2 separate regions of the Mus musculus genome follow, and region 2 is linked to region 1. A link is a loop called in an ENCODE intact Hi-C map of the cell type or tissue named here. Cell type or tissue: heart. All regions are shown on one strand.

Region 1 (8,000 bases):
CATTTTCTGTGAAGACTTTTTGTTTTGTTTTCAAAAAATATTTGCATGTATTTTTATGGGTAGTAAGTGAATATGTATGAGGTCAGTCAAATATTTCAGTTGTAGAGATACATTTTTATGAAACTTGACTCAATAATAACCTTTCTGAGTAATAGTTTTCTGTGTGCAAGTCTAGACCAGAAAGATCTTTATTCTAAATTCTAAAGTATTAGACTAATGTGAATTATCTGTATGTTAGTTAATTGTGGGTGAATATTACTACATCCACCTATGAATGTAGACAGAGAGGTCAGCTCATTAACCCTGAACCTTAGAGCTTCCTGGGGAAAGAAAATGAAGATTATTCAGTTTTCATTTCCAAGAGGTTTTTGAAAAAGCACAACAGAATTCTTGCCACGAAGCTGAATGGATTCTGGAAAATAAGAAACTTGGATTTCAGAAGTAATCGTCTCAGCTCACCTTTCCAAAGCTCAGGATTAAAAAGCTCTGATGAGCACCACTTTAAATAGGATTTGAGGAAATCCTGTCGGAAACTAGGGTCATCTTTCTGTAGATCTCTACGACTAGCGTGCATCTGGTTAGAGTAGGAATATTTTTTAATTGTGTACTTAGTGCTAATATTTAAGGGAATATCTACCTGAATTGAAAAAATTTAGAAAAATACTGTTTAGAAAAAGAGTTTGTAATTCAAAATTATCTGGAAATGAGTAAGAGTCTAAGACTTATACATAATCTCTTTTCCTAAAACGATTTTTTTTTGTTTTTTTGTTTTTTGAGACAGGGTTTCTCTGTGTAGCCCTGGCTGTCCTGGAACTCACTCTGTAGACCAGGCTGGCCTCGAACTCAGAAATCCGCCTGTCTCTGCCTCCCAAGTGCTGGGATTAAAGGTGTGTGCCACCACATCAGGCTCCTAAAAAGATTTTTATTACTTTTGTTTCAAATCCGATTTCTTGTTTTTAGAGCTCTTTACATAAATAAGTACCTTTCAAAATAAAATAAAAAAAATCCTGGTCAATCCCAGGCTTTTAAATATCCTAAGAAAATGTACTGAGTGCTCAGGATATGGGATGCCTTGCCCGTTAGTGCCAGGAGCCATGAGAACCAGGAAAGAACCCGGAGGCTCAGGATCTAGGATTTCTGACGTGTCAGCATCCAGAGATGGAACGCTGTGGGTGTTTAGGAGGAAGAGTCGGTTTTCTTTCGGGAGGTGGCCACTGAAGATATATCATGGGTGATTCTACACCCAGGCAAATAGGGGCACCACTAACTGGATTGAATGGGTTAGTGTGTGAGTGTGTGTGTGTGTGTGTGTGTGTGTGTGTGTGTGTGTGAGAGAGAGAGAGAGAGAGAGAGAGAGAGAGAGAGACTAATAATGGTGTTGGAAAGGGAATGTTGTTAGGGGAGGGAGGGATCCAGGGGGAGTTGAGAGCAAAATAGGAGTAGATATGGCCAAGATACATTGCAGTCAAGTGTGGCAGTCTGAATAAAAATGGGCCTCTATAGACTCATATACTTGAATGTTTAGTCACTAGGGAGTAAAATTGTTTGAAGGGATCAGAAGAGGTGTGGTCTTGTTGGAGGAAGTGTGTCACTGGGGGTGGAGGTGGGATTTAAGGGTTCAAAGGCTAAATTCCAGGTTTCGACTCTCCCTCTTTGCTTGTTGATCAGAATGCAAAACTCTCAACAACTGCACTAGAGTCTGCCTATGTGCTGCCATGTTCCCTGTCATGATGATAATGGATTAGGCCTCTGAAACTATAAGCTATCTCCAAGTAGAAGCTTTTCTAAGAGTTGCAATGGTCAAAGTGTCTCTTCACAGCAGTAAAACAATGTCTAAGTTGACTAAGGCAAATATGTAATTTTCAAAGACAAAAATGAGATGATAATTCCTCAACTCTATATGTGTAAACTTTTAATTAGTTCAATAAAGTCACACGTGCATGAAAATTAACTAATTGGAATCTAATTTATGTATAGGGCCGTACAAAAAATAAAGCATTTTCAAATATTTTCACATCTTCAATTGTTCTAGAAATAGTCTGCAAAGTGCTGAAGCAGAGAACAAAATTTAAGCAATCGGGTCACTGCATGAATGGTCTTCTAAAGGTCTATTAGTGGAGTTTATATTTTTATGGTTGTATGTATGTAGTGTAAACCTATGATTTGATAGTGGCTGTGTCATGCTGGTGTTGGGGTTAGAAGTTATCACTGGGAACCTGAAGTTTCTTTTCCTACAACCAAAGACAATGGTGTTTTTAGTTCATCTGTTCTTCATGAAATCAAAGACAAGGTCTAGAAGGTAAGACTTCATATCTTGAAATATTCACATGGTATTTCGAAGATTCTATATTTAAAAAATGCAAGGCTTTTCTGTCTGTCATTGTTGACCTATGAAGCAGATTTTGTCCCTAATCATGTGACTGATACCACACATCATTTGCGGTGATTGGAGATTGGAAATTGCTTCTCTAGTTCCCGATTCTTCCTAGAGAGTTGCATGTTTTGTGGCTACCCCAGTGTTGAGAAAGGAAGGACTAACTCCACCTGTCACGGTCCCAGGTACTCATTTCAGCCTGTGCTCAGACATTTAGCTCTGGGGTCTGTCTGTGCTCTTTACTTATCTATGAGCTAACAAAACCAGAGCTGCATCTATTTAGTTTACAATTATATTGCAATTGTCCAGTTTTATTAAACCCCTGGAGCTTAATAAATAACCTCAAAACATTTGCTTCATGCATTGGATTATGAAGAGCTAATACCGATTGCTAAGACTGATTCAATGTAATTCACTTCTAAAACCCAGAGACCTAAGCACCATCCCACCACGCTCAATTCCCTCATGCCGCAGACTTCATCTGCACCCTCTCCACGCTGTGCTGCTTCATGGGAAGATAAAGAGAGGCAGCTTTTTCAATAACAAAAATCCAAGCAGCAGGTGCTGTCCAGGAAATGAAAATTACATGGTCCCCAGGGGTTAGAGGTCGTGTTCACTTCATTCATTGTCAAATCATCACCATCATTTAGAATGCATACACAATTTTTTGGTGTTCAATAACTAGTGAACAAATGAAGTGCACAATAGGAGACAAGTTGATATCTTTTGATAAAGATGCTTTAATTTTGCAGCAGGCTTAGTGGGAAGGTTTTAACCTCCACAGTAGTCCATATCTTCAAGGTATCTCAGACTGCAGAGATAGCTCCATTATTCAAGTGTTTGCCATGAAAGACTTGAGTCTGATGGTCAGAGAACATATTTTTAAAAGGCCAGATATGGTAGTTCTGAACTTGTTGTCTTAGTGCTAGGGAAGTGCAGTTGGACAGATTCCAGGAGCTCCTTGTCCAGCCAGCCACCGTTCACAATTCTCCCTAGAGCTACGATTATTTGTATGTAGCACCTTGATGTGGGAGACAGCATTCAGGAGACCAGGGGAACTAGGAATCTGAGGGAATGGGAGGACTGTGATGGCAGAGAACAAGGAAAGAGGTGTGTGTGTGTGTGTGTGTGTGTGTGTGTGTGTGTGTGCGCCTACCTGCCTTCCTGCCTGTCTGCCTGCCTGCCTGCCTGCCTGTCTGTCTCTTTGCCTTCCTGCCTCTCTTTGAGTCTCAATGTCTTGAGATTTTATAATGTAGGGGAGGCAAACCATTACCTGTACTCTACCGGCTTAAAGTCTGAGCTGAGCATGAGTATTGAGTTGACACAGGTAATGGTAATTGAATGAGATGAAGAAATATGAATTTCACATGACATTGGACCTGTCATAAGGAAGGAGAAACATATTCTTGTGGTAGATTCAGCCAAGAGACGCAGTACAGAGAAGTAAATTGTGTGAGGAGGACTAGAGGATAGAGGGGTGTTTTAGGCAGGTTTGGCTGTATAGAACTCTCCATGCTGAAACCCTTAGACACAGAATGTTCCTATGTAAGTGGTCTGCGGAAGTTGTCCTTCACACTAGAGTGTGCTTTTCCTATTTTTAGGAAGAAAAGGCAAGGTTAAAATGTCCTGCTTTTATTGACTGGTTTTGAGATGCCTTTATGACAGTGTCCCCTGGGTCAAAGTGGTGTTTTCTATAACTTCAGTAGTGTCCTTCAAGTGTTGAATCAGAACATTGCACGGTGTTCTGGGGGCTCTTGACCAGCATTTCTTCTCAATGCAATTTAGCAAACAAAACAAAACAAAACAAAACAAACAAAACCTCCCAAACCCATGCCTTTTCTAGCTTTCAGGGTTCTCCAACCAGCACGCTAAGTTGTAAGGAACTAAAATTCCCATATGAATTTTGGGAAGCAGAGTGACTTTCTTCAGATTCAGTTAGGGCAGGTGTGATTTTTCAGTCCCTAATGAGATGTGGAAGCTACAAGGGCTGTGTCCTGGAGAAAAGTGTCTGACTGTTTCAAATGTGCCACCCTTGGTTCCCAAAATGGGTTGACTTAAAATCTCAACAAGTCAAGCAAGCTGCTTGCCAACTAACTGTTCTGAGCAAAAGCAATTCAGGTGAAATTCAGTTCAAATTCTAATGCTAATTAATGATCATGTAGTTTACCCAGGCCTAGCCTGCCATTGTTAGAAGTATCTCATGTGGTCAGTAATTACCCAAGGACCATAATGCCATGGCACACTGAGAGGGCAAATTTATATGGGCAGAGCCATACATAATCAACCTCTCAAGAGCATGAAGGAGGGCGGCTTTCACAGCAGTAGTAAAAGCAGACTCTTCTAAGAGGGAGGAAGGGTAGCCTCAGCTGATTCCTTTTAAATTACCTTAGTAAAATATAGTCAGTTGATCCAGAGAGACACTAAGTCCATTCCTACCTTATGGAGGAATCTGGATTTGAGAGAGTTAAGAAATGTGGTGAGAAAACATTGTGGCAAGGGCAGTAAACTTGCCGCTGACCTGGGTAGGAAGGACAAACAGCTTTGTGACTGACTCTACTGTCCTTTGTCCTGCTGGCACACAGCAGGGCGAGTGTTATCACATTTACGAGGATTTCACCTATGCTACTGATCCCAATGAATTATCCACAGTTTACTGGAGCACAGTGAATATTGAGGATATAAGGATATTGAAGATTTGTTACTTTTTTATTAAAATTGTATTAACTTATTTTGTATATGTGTATGTACATGCATGAGCACAAGCACACAGGCCAGAAGACAACTTTTGGAGTTGAGTTTCTTCTTCTACCATGTGGGACCTAGGAATTGAACACAGGTCAGCAGGCTTGTCAGCAAATGTCTCTTCCAGCTAAGCTATCTCTCTGGCCCAGATATGGATTTATGTAAGAGTATAGATGACCTGCAATGTCTAGGAAAAGGAGGAAGAGGAGGATCCCCACAGTGGCCAGACTTTGCCAGCAGCAATGAGAGAACACTTTTGCCAGTGAACGTGAAGCTATTAATTCAGTCAATTTAGTTTTGCCTCAGAGTTCTTTGTGACTCTCTCTATGTCAAATCCTAAAACTTCATCAGAGTAGATGTGTATGTCTTTGCTTTTCTCCTTGAGTTGGAAATCTGGAGAATGTATGAAACCCTGTTTTAAAAAAAGAAAAAACAAACAAAACACCTGGGAATGAGACTGAGGGGAGAGCTTCATCAACAAAGTGCTTGGCCATGAACATGAACTTGAGTTTAGCCAAGTATGCCTGAATTCCATTTCTTTCACGGGACGTGGAGGCCAGATAATCCCCGTACCTCGCTGGTCAGCCAACCTAGCCCACATGGTGAGTTTCAGGTCAGTGAGAGATTCTGTCTTAAAATAAAAGGTGGGCAGCACCTGTGGAACAATATCCAAGAATATATTCTGATATCCACTCAGACTCATCACACACACACACACACACACACACACACACACACAGACACACACACACACACACAGACACACACACACACACACACACACACACACACACACACACGGCATTAGAATGGAATTATGTGTACAGAGTTGCTGTAGTGAAAGCTTTTTTCCATGTTCAGGTCACAGGGGAACTGCCATGAGTACATATCTTTAAAGCTTTCAAGTAGTAATGGGGGAACCAAAGTTGGAACCTTTGGTATCAGCAGTCCAAGTGCTGACCCTACTGTTTGGTAAATCCACTCTCTAAAGATTCCTAGACTAAGTTCCTTCCTGACATTTGCATCAGTTCAGAGGCTTCTGTTCAGACATCCTTTCTCCTTTATTTAAACCTGTTTATATCTTACTGCTTCTTTCTTGAACTGTTTAGAACCTTCCAGGTTACCCACTGCATGGCTTCTCCTTACTTCCCTCACCTCACTCTGCCGTCTTCCAATATATTTTACCCAACCTCCCCACTTTTCATCAGTGCCTTTTTGGAGCTACCTCTCCACAATGTCATGGTAAGCACTGTTCTTAGTCATTATTAACAAGTAAAGGTGTTGTCGACCTTCTAAATGGTAGACCAGTAGTTCATTAGAAAATGCCCTATGCTAAGCCAAATGATGGAAGTAGGGCTAGCTGTGCTGAAGGCATCTCCCAGTGTGATAAACCAGCCCTCCCAGCAGCTGTGCAGTGAAGGAATTATAAATTCTTGCTGAAGTACATGAACAAAACATTCTGCTTTCTTCTTAGAACTACGTGTCTACAAAGCAGAAACCAGAAACAAAATGCTTTTAAGCGTTCTTCATTTCCTTTTAAGTTAGTGCTGCAGGAAGCTTTTGTAAACTACTAGAACACAAGTTTTAAAGCTTTCCCATGTGCCTGGGTTCCTTTACAGCAGAAAAATCCTCAAAACATTTTAGAGGAACAAAAGCAAATTGTCTGTAGAAATAAAAAAAAAAATTGAAAAAAAAAACCCTAAAGAAATCAGGTTTGAAGGGTAGGGTGAAGCTAACAGCGGAAGAAATAGGAAGATTGAAGTTGGAAAGCAGCACAAAAATAGATCTGAATGAGCAGAAAGCAGAAAGAAGTCAAGCATTAAAGCATTGTCTTGTTAGAGCTGGAAGGAAGGGTAAGTCTGGATATCATAGAGAAGAGAGGACAAGGAGGTGGCAGTCAGAGTGCCAGCAGGAAAGGCTATATGACCCTGTTAACAAAAGTGTTGAATTTTTGTTTCTTAGAAACATTTTAACTATAGGAAGCCATTCTTAAGGTTTGACTGGGATCATCTGGTAGCATCCTTTTACATTTCTGTTGAAAATTGGAGCCCACACTTGACTTATAACCCCTCATGAATCCTGGTACACTCAACAGTAAATGTGGGTCTGAATACTAACAGAAGACCAACACATGAAGCATTGTGGTGATTTAAGACCAGTGTTTGTGGTTATTTGGCTCAGCTCTCCTGTTGGGGTATAGTAGTAGCACCTAGACTAGACCAGTTCTCTGTTATCCTAAAGAGTTGTTTTGGTTTTGCAGCACTGGGAGTAGTGTAGCAGTGACACACATTTGTGAGGCAAGTGCTCAACTACAGAGCTAAAGGTTTGACCCTAGGCCATTCCTCATCAGGTCTCACCTCTAGCAAGATGCTTAGCATTTTTAGGCCCTGGTAGCATGTACCAATTGTGGCCTCTAATTATGGTGAAAAAAGAAAATATCACTCTCAGCCCTAAGCATCAGTTTAGGGGACTCTATCTATTTAGCTGGAATCAGTGATCTCAAAATTAAATATTTCTATAGCTGTGGTTTCAAAGCTAATGTCAAGGACAGAACCCTTATTTACATGTGGGTAAGAACGGCAATGACAGCTGTCTTCTTAGCCTTTATTACAGGCTTAGCTTCACATGTGTTCCTTCTTCTGATCCCTCATAAAGTAGTTATCCGTTGCTGCTGTGAGATTTATTTGGAGGTAAGACTTAAATGTGTCCAAAGGTGACTCAAGTTTGTCTCGGGTAATCCTGAAAATCAGATGCCTCCAAGCTCTTGACTTTAAAGGGCTATCTGCTCCTTTTCCCAAGTTACTTAATTCAGAGAAACTGAAATTTCTCATTGCTGACTACAGCATTAAACAGTAATAGCTATATAGAATACCCACCAAATTTA
Region 2 (8,000 bases), 230 kb after region 1:
TGGTCTACAGAGTGAGTTCCAGGACAGCCAGGGCTATATAGAGAAACCCTGTCTCGAAAAACCAAATAAATGGATAATAGATAGATAGATAGATAGATAGATAGATAGATAGATAGATAGATAGATAGATAGATAGCTGATGACACCAAATGTTATCACATGGAACAAAAAGATATTCATGGATCTAGAGAGATAGCTCAGTGGTTAAAAGCATTTGCTCTTACAGAAGACCCAGGTTAAGTTCCCAGAAACTACATGACAGCTCACAACCATTTAGAACTCCAATTCTGGAAAACTGGCTCTGTAGGTATCAGACATGAATATGATGCACATAAATAGATGCAGGCAAATTTTTATACACAAAATAAAAATAAGTAAATATTTATAAAAGCATTCATTATTGATATGAATAAAATATGGGCATAGTTGGGGTGATAGATGACTCAGTAGGTAAAATGGAGAAAAGATATACTGTGTCAAACAAGGAAGGGGGGTTAGAAGAGACAGTAGAATGTCATTTTCTCTCTCTCTCTCTCTCTTTCTCTCTCTCTCTCAGTCACACACACACTCACCAAGAAGAATAACATATCTATATAAAACTCCATACACAAATACATATAGCAGATTTATTCATATTTGTTGAATTACAAACAATCAAGAAGTTTTAAGTAGATGAATGACTAAAAAGCGATAAAGAATACAATGGATTATTTTTCAGTGTATAGGGAAACGAACCACTAAGCTATAGCAAATTTATAGTTCTAAATGCATATTGCTATGAAAAACATATGCTTGAAAAGATTGTGCTCTGAGTGTATTTCACATTTTCCAAATAGCAAAACTATAAGAACAAATAAAAAACAGTAGCTTAGGGCCCTGTTGGTAAAATGGATACTGTGTGAGCAGGAAGATCTAACCTGATATTCAGAACACGTGCTTTACAACAAAGAAAATCATGCCTTAATAGTCTTATGTAGCTGCAAACTCTGTTGTCCTGGATTTTGTTTGTTTGTTTTTGTCAACATTATACTAGTTGGAGCCATTTGAGAAGAAGGAACTTCAACTGAGAAAATGCCCCACCAGACTGACATGTAGACAAGTTTGTGAGAACATTTTCTTGATGGATCATTTATGTGGGAAGACCTAGTCCTTTGTGGGTGGTGCCATTCCTGGGCAGGTGGTCATGGGGTGAGCAAGCCATGAAGAGCAAGCAAGCTGTGGTGGCTTTGTCTTCAGTCCCTATAGGCATAATGGTTTTATACACTGTATATAAAGTTTACCCTTGGGTTATTCAAGTGCAGAGTTCTCTGCTCTCATATCTTGTTTCAATCTGGACAAAGCATTGTAATGCTTATACCAAGAATCTCCTATCTCATTTGTGTAAACAATTCTTACTATTCATTCTCTGCCTTGTCAATAATTGCTGATCACTCAAGGATTTAGGCAGGAAATAGGAGGCAGGACAACAAGAGCAGAGAAAGAAGACAGGAGAAGAGAAGATGCCATGAGGTAGGTGAATCATGAAAACATGGCCATAAGGGCTGGCCAATTGGAGAAAAACCCAGGGGGGGAATCATGACAAATTAGAACTTGGGATTATTGACAGGGAAGTAGTGTAGCAGCCAGCACCCAAGGGTTACTGAGTTCCCGAAAGGAAAGCTGGGAAAGATGGCGAGAGAAATAATGAGCCATGAGAATGTTCTCTGATCAAGGCTCAAATTTTAAGACTCTTGGATATATATGGGAAAACCCAAGGTCCTATCCCATTGTTTCGGCTGGGTTCTGTTGCTGTTTCAGCTGAACTGAGTTGCAAAGTAGGCTCTTCAGCAGCTCAGCGAGCGAGCGGGCAGTTCTCAGTTCTCTGGCAGGAAGACATAAATGTAGCAAAGCCAGATGCCTGGCTCCAGTGTCAGAAACGTGTTCAGCCAGCTCAAGGCTGGCGGTCGGAGGGCACGAAGTAGGCATAATAGCATACAGGGATGATATCTGCTGAGCTCTAGTGCTTTAAAGGCTTATCTTAAATATAAAGGTTTTGTATCTTTTATCTGGGAACTAAATGATCCAAGGCAGGGTAGAAACCCTCAATGGATATTAAATATTAGCTATGACAAGTCCCTAACTTCAAGAGTCCCTTCCTCTCTTGAGTTGCTGACCTGACTTCACTGCATGATGGACTACAAACTGTAAGAGAAAATAACCCCTTTCCTCGCAAGTGACCTTTGGGCATTGTGTTCTATCCCAGCAAGAGGAACCCTAACTATGAACTACCTATGAACTAGCAGTACTGCCTTTCCAAGCATGGCTAAGTTCACTGGTGCAATATTGGCAAGACTGCTGTGGGACTAACCAACAATTCTCTGCTTGGATTTGCGGACTGTTCCCCTCAAGGGACTTCAATGCCTAGTACTGAAAGCCCAGTCAAAAATCCATGGTTATGGATGTCTAGGGCCCTAGAAAGAAATTTATTACTGTTGCTTAGCTGAATTTATAGAACACTTTCTAAATATTATATTCAGCCACTAATGGTTTTTTTTTAAATTAGAATAGAGAAATGCTACATTCAGCCTTAAACATAGATGTTAGTAAATAAATAAATAAATAAATAAACAAACAAATATCAATGAGTGCAGAGATTTTTAGCTGTTAGCTGGCCTAGATACATAGAATAAATGATAATTGAGTACTACTGTATAAATAGAAGATCTATAACTGCCCTATAAGCTTCTGGGAACATTGAAGAAGTGAACGCCCCCCCCCCCCCCACACACACACACCGGCACTAGTGGTTGCCAGAGGATTGAGGATAAGGAAAAGAGAGGTGAAAGGAATGAAGGACAGGAGACTCTTAGAAAGGCTAAATGATAGCATCCTGTATAAAAATTGCAAATGGTGTGTCATTACATGTGTGTCATTACATAGGTATCAAAATCCATGTAAGTGTAAAACACAAGTGGTCAACAATCATGTAATCTGTGGGTAGCAATTTTAAAATATATCTATAATAATTCCTTCATTTTAACAAATATACTATGCTAGGGCAAGACATTGACTATGCAAGGGGATAGTGTACAGATGTAAAACATTGGTACTGTTATTAAAGATGCATTTATTTTTCTTACAAAGGGGAAGTACAAGTCTATGTTTATATTCATGTTGCAGTAGCTGTTACAATCATGGGGAAGAGCTCTGGAAACCCAGCGTAGGCTGGGCTCGAAATTCCTTCTCACTACAAACCTCTTAGTGCTTCATTTTTGAAAAGCATCTTTGTATTCCATCAAAAAGGAACTGATCCAGATATTTTCCATTCATTAAAGAGAATTACCAAAGATATTGCAGGAAGTGGGAGTGTGAGAATTCAGCAAACTTGTCTAAAGGGAAGCAATGCTCTGCATGTGCAGAGCATAGTTGTGAGACCCAAGCTGGCCAGGGGAGCTATGGTAAGAAGCTAAGCTCCCCCTGGGGGCAGGTAGGTGCAAGCGTTTCAGACACAGACTCCATTGTAGTGCCATCCGAGTGAAGGATTGTAGTTAAAAGACTAGACACAGACTAGGTTGCAGACCTTCAGCAGCAGGACGGTGCTTGCAATATGCTTCCCAGCCTCCCTTTATGGCTCTGCACTCTGTCTGCTATATGAGGTTGCTTGTGGTCAGCACACTCTCAGCTCATTGCTGTGCATCCTTGTGCACCCCAGTGATGCTCTAAAAGAACTTGATGGTTTCAGAAAACAATTGCAACACTGTCATCAGTTCTGAACCTGCTGAGCTTTTAAGATCCCAGACAAAAGAATGAATGAATCAGAAATGATGGATGCCTGTAAAGCTTCCTGGCTCAAGAGAAATCTAAGAAGCTGAGTTGATTGAACCTGAAGAAACAGGATGACTCAGGGCTCATTTTAGAATCCCAGAGTTAATGCATGTTCTGTATTTGGATCCATTTGGTGAGGGTGAAAAGATCAGAACAGGATGAAAAATGGACTTCTTTTTGTTCTGCAAAATGCGTGCTCCATGCAAGAACATGATGTTGCTTGACAGTCCATGCCCTTTCCATCTCAGTACTATGACTATTGTCCCACAGTACATCCCTTTTCACAAAGATTCTGCTAGATAGAGCTCAGGGTTTGAATAATAACATGCTTATCCCAAAAGATCCTCTTCTGCTAACATTCTTAAGCCTGCATGCTTCTGGTTTCTGGTGAATTTCAGTTTTGTATATTTGTTGTTAAAATGCTGCCAAGAATATTTTCTCTGCTAAAAAATATGTCCTCGTTATTTTATAAAAAGCAGGAAAACTTTATGACCCCCAAGTGATCTTCAGTTTCTGTTGTAGTTAACTATAACCATGTCTAACCATCTAAAAATATGCAAGTAAGGGGTGCGTACAGATTACGTTAAATGCATGTTTAACATACACTTGGCTCTGGGTTCAAATCCCAATGCCAAAAATAAAATAATAATGTTGACTTTTCTGTAAATCATTTTTCCTATTTTAGCATCATGGCACACTATTTGAAGTCATCTCATGGATTTTTTAAAAGCTTTATTATTAATAAAAATATTGCAAACATCATTCCAAGATTTTAGTAAAATGAATGCCTTCCCTCTTTCACCTGTAGATTACCTGATTCTGCTTCTCAGGCTCCTGAGTCCATGTAGACATCTATTCTATCCCAGACACAAATTCCTTACAGTCCTCTTCAAAGAGTACAAGATACCCTGCATGCCACTTCCTTTGTTCTTTAAATAGCCCTCTTTCTTGCTTATTGCCATGCATTCAAGAATCATGCCCCAGATTTTCCCTGGCTACCTCTTTCTCAAAATGTGGATTTTATTTCAGTTGTTTCCTCAATGGGCATTAGCTGTCTTGCTCTCTTCACTAACTGCATGTACCCTGCCTGCTTCCCAGCCCATCTCTAGGGTGAGGCCCACCCACAGACTTCTCAGAGCTGCTCAGGTATGCAGGAACTGAGCCCCCTACCCTGCAGACATTTGCAGTTACCAACAGATGTACACAACTCCTTCTGTCTTGCTCTTTTCACATTATCTGCCCCCTCCTATTCTCATCTTGATTTGCTCTAACCTAGTTTAAACGACCCACTTATTTCACATTGTAAATGAGAACATTGTTGTCTAGCAGTTAATAGTCCACTTGGCGCAAACCTGGCTTTATAAATGTTTGCAATATATGCTGGTGCTTTTGCATGGTGCCTAAGTCTTCCTTCTGAGGTTTCTGTACTACAACTTCTGAAGATATATACAGGGATCACATGTCATCTTTCTATGGCAGTTTTCATAGTGGAGCACATGACTCCTCATAAATCATAAAGTTTGATTTCTGAGTTTAAAAGTGAACTTTTATTTGATTCAGCCCAAGTTGTCATAGGTAGGGAAAGATTGTTACTCCCCTGAAAAATAATTGAAAATTGAGTATATATATATATATATATGTGTGTGTGTGTGTGTGTGTGTGTGTGTGTGTGTGTGTGTAATCATTCATTATTCTTTGGGCCCTTTAAGTAAGTATACATTTGATGCAATTCAATTTTTTTGACTAACCAATGTATTATGTTTTTATATCAAATCCTAGGATAAGACAATTCTAATTTAAATAGTTCAACACAAAATGAAATCTTAACTTATATTCAAAATGCCTTAAGTATTGGGACAAGTATGGAAATTCCTTAAGTTTTGCAAATATACCTTTTGTGGATGAAGACATGAAGATTGTCTAGTAAACAAAGGACTTCATATTTACTCTTAGCAAAAGAATTCGTTAGAGCTGAGGCTATAGTTCAGATACTGAGTGCATTTGCTTGCAATTCATGAGGCCCTCATTCAATCCCCAGTTCTGACATAAAATGAAAATAGAATTTAATGTTAAAGCCATCACTCATTAAAGTTATTAAAGTATGTAACAATATGAAACTGTTCTAAGTAACCTATATGATAGTTGCTGCCTGTGAGCTTAAATGTGATTTTTATTAAAGAGTTCAGGTGTCAGGCTACCTGTTATAGGCTCTCCTTGCTTTCTTCCCCCATTCTCAGGTGACTAAGCTGACACTGGTAGAACATTCCCCCAGTCATCACACTTATTAGGATCCCAAAATAATGTCTACCAGCCACCACACAGCCACCACACACTTCTGAGAACTATAGAGAGTATCAGAAACCAAGGAACAATATACCAACCTAGCAAAGAAAAGACCAGATATTAGCACCTAGAATTACAATTGTCCCAAACACAGATGCCTTGATGTCAGCAACAAAAACATAAAACCACAAACAATAAAGAGCAAGATACTATATCTCTGTTAGAGCCCTGCAACTGTACCACAGAAAGCACTGAGTTTTGCAATGTAGCTGAAGCACAATAAAAAAAAACCTTAAAAGAGCCTTTATGTATATGATAGAAGTATTTTAAAAAGGAATATCTTAAAGAAATCTGTGAAAGCACAAAATGATGGTATAGAGAAAAATGAATAAAGTAGTTGAAGTCGCAAAAGTAAAAATAGATTCAATCAGGAAAACCCAAACTGAGAGAAGTGTGAAAAAAGAAAAATTTAAGAATTCAAAGGGGACTCATATAGGCAAGCCTGACCATTAGACTACCAAAGATGAGAATCTCAAGCACCAAAGACATGATAGAAGACATGTATACCTTAGTCAAAGAGAATGCTAACTCTAAAACAAAACAAAACAAAACAAAACAAAACAAAACAAAACAAAACAAAACAAAACCCTCCTGGAATAAAACATGCACAATATCTGGAACACTGTGAAAATAACAAGTCTAAGACTAATTAACAAAGGAGAAGAACTTTAAGTCAAATGCATAGAAAAAATTTTCAACAAAATAGCAGAAGAAAATTACCCTAAACTAAAACAGATTCCCAAATAGAACCAGTAACAGACCTCCCATTGGTACATAATAATCAAAACATTAAATGGAGACAACAAAGAAAGAATATTAAAAGATTTGTCTTAGTTAGGGTTCCCATTACTGTGAAGAGAAACTATAATCAAGGCAATTCATACAAAGGAGAACATTTTATTGGGGCTGGCTAACAATTACAGTGGTTTAGTCCATTATCATGGTGGGAAGCATGTCAGCCTCCAGGCAGACATGGAGCTGAAGAAGGGCCAATAAGAGTTCTACATTTTGATTCAAAGGTAGAAGCAGACTGTCATGCTGAATGTAGCATAAGCATATATAACCTCAAAGTCCAACCTTCACAGTGACACATTTCCACTAACAAGGCCACATCTCCTTCAATAAAGCTCTACCTCCTGGGTTTGGTGGTTAGATATGGGGTGGATCCCCAGGTGGGGCAGTCTCTGAATGTTCCTTCCTTTAGTCTCAGCTCAAAACTTTGTCTCTGTAACTCCTTCCATGAAGGCTATACCTCCTAGTAGTGCCACTACCTATGGCCAAGCACTCAAACATGTGAATCTATGGGAGCCATACCTATTCAATTTACCAGAAGCAATAAGGGGAACAAAACCAAGAAACAAACACAGTGTTACAATTGACTTCTTGATTCTAAAAACCAGCAAAATGCCCAAGCACAATACATGAAGAAAATATGATATTCCATTAAAAATATGTAAGAAATATCTATGTAAAACTTCAGTCCTACAAAAGGTTCCAGAAGGAAAATTCCAACCTACAAAGGTTAACTATACCAAAGAAAACATAGGAGTTAATAATCACAGACAAGCAAAGGAGAGGCAGTACACACACACACACACACACACACACACACACACACACAGAGAGAGAGAGAGAGAGAGAGAGAGAGAGAGAGGAACCAGCAAAGTAGCAAGAATTAATACACACTGCTCATTGATATTTATCAACATAAAAGTTATCAAGTACCCAATAAAAACATGCAAAAAAAACCCCAAGAAACACATTCTAATATCAAGGATAGACATCAGCGTAAAGGGATAGGAAAAAAAAAACATTCCAAGAAAATGAACCTAAAAAGAAAACTGCTATGGCCA

What was found. Peaks named below come from ENCODE experiments on the same cell type or tissue, not always from the same donor. Only the 100,000 strongest peaks of a DNase experiment are listed, where the experiment ranks them.
Region 2: a loop joins it to region 1, with 22 times the contacts of the local background. A loop is called at or near these places in 10 of 42 quality-filtered maps.

The regions. Positions count from the first base shown.
Region 1 is chr4:15,328,788-15,336,787 of GRCm38, forward strand. No RefSeq gene overlaps it. Among named protein-coding and RNA genes, the nearest start is that of Gm29829, 15 kb to the left of the region's middle. In heart, no CTCF peak of the experiment used is centred here; no DNase peak of the experiment used is centred here.
Region 2 is chr4:15,559,596-15,567,595 of GRCm38, forward strand. No RefSeq gene overlaps it. Among named protein-coding and RNA genes, the nearest start is that of Gm24317, 180 kb to the left of the region's middle. In heart, a CTCF peak has its summit at 3,457; no DNase peak of the experiment used is centred here.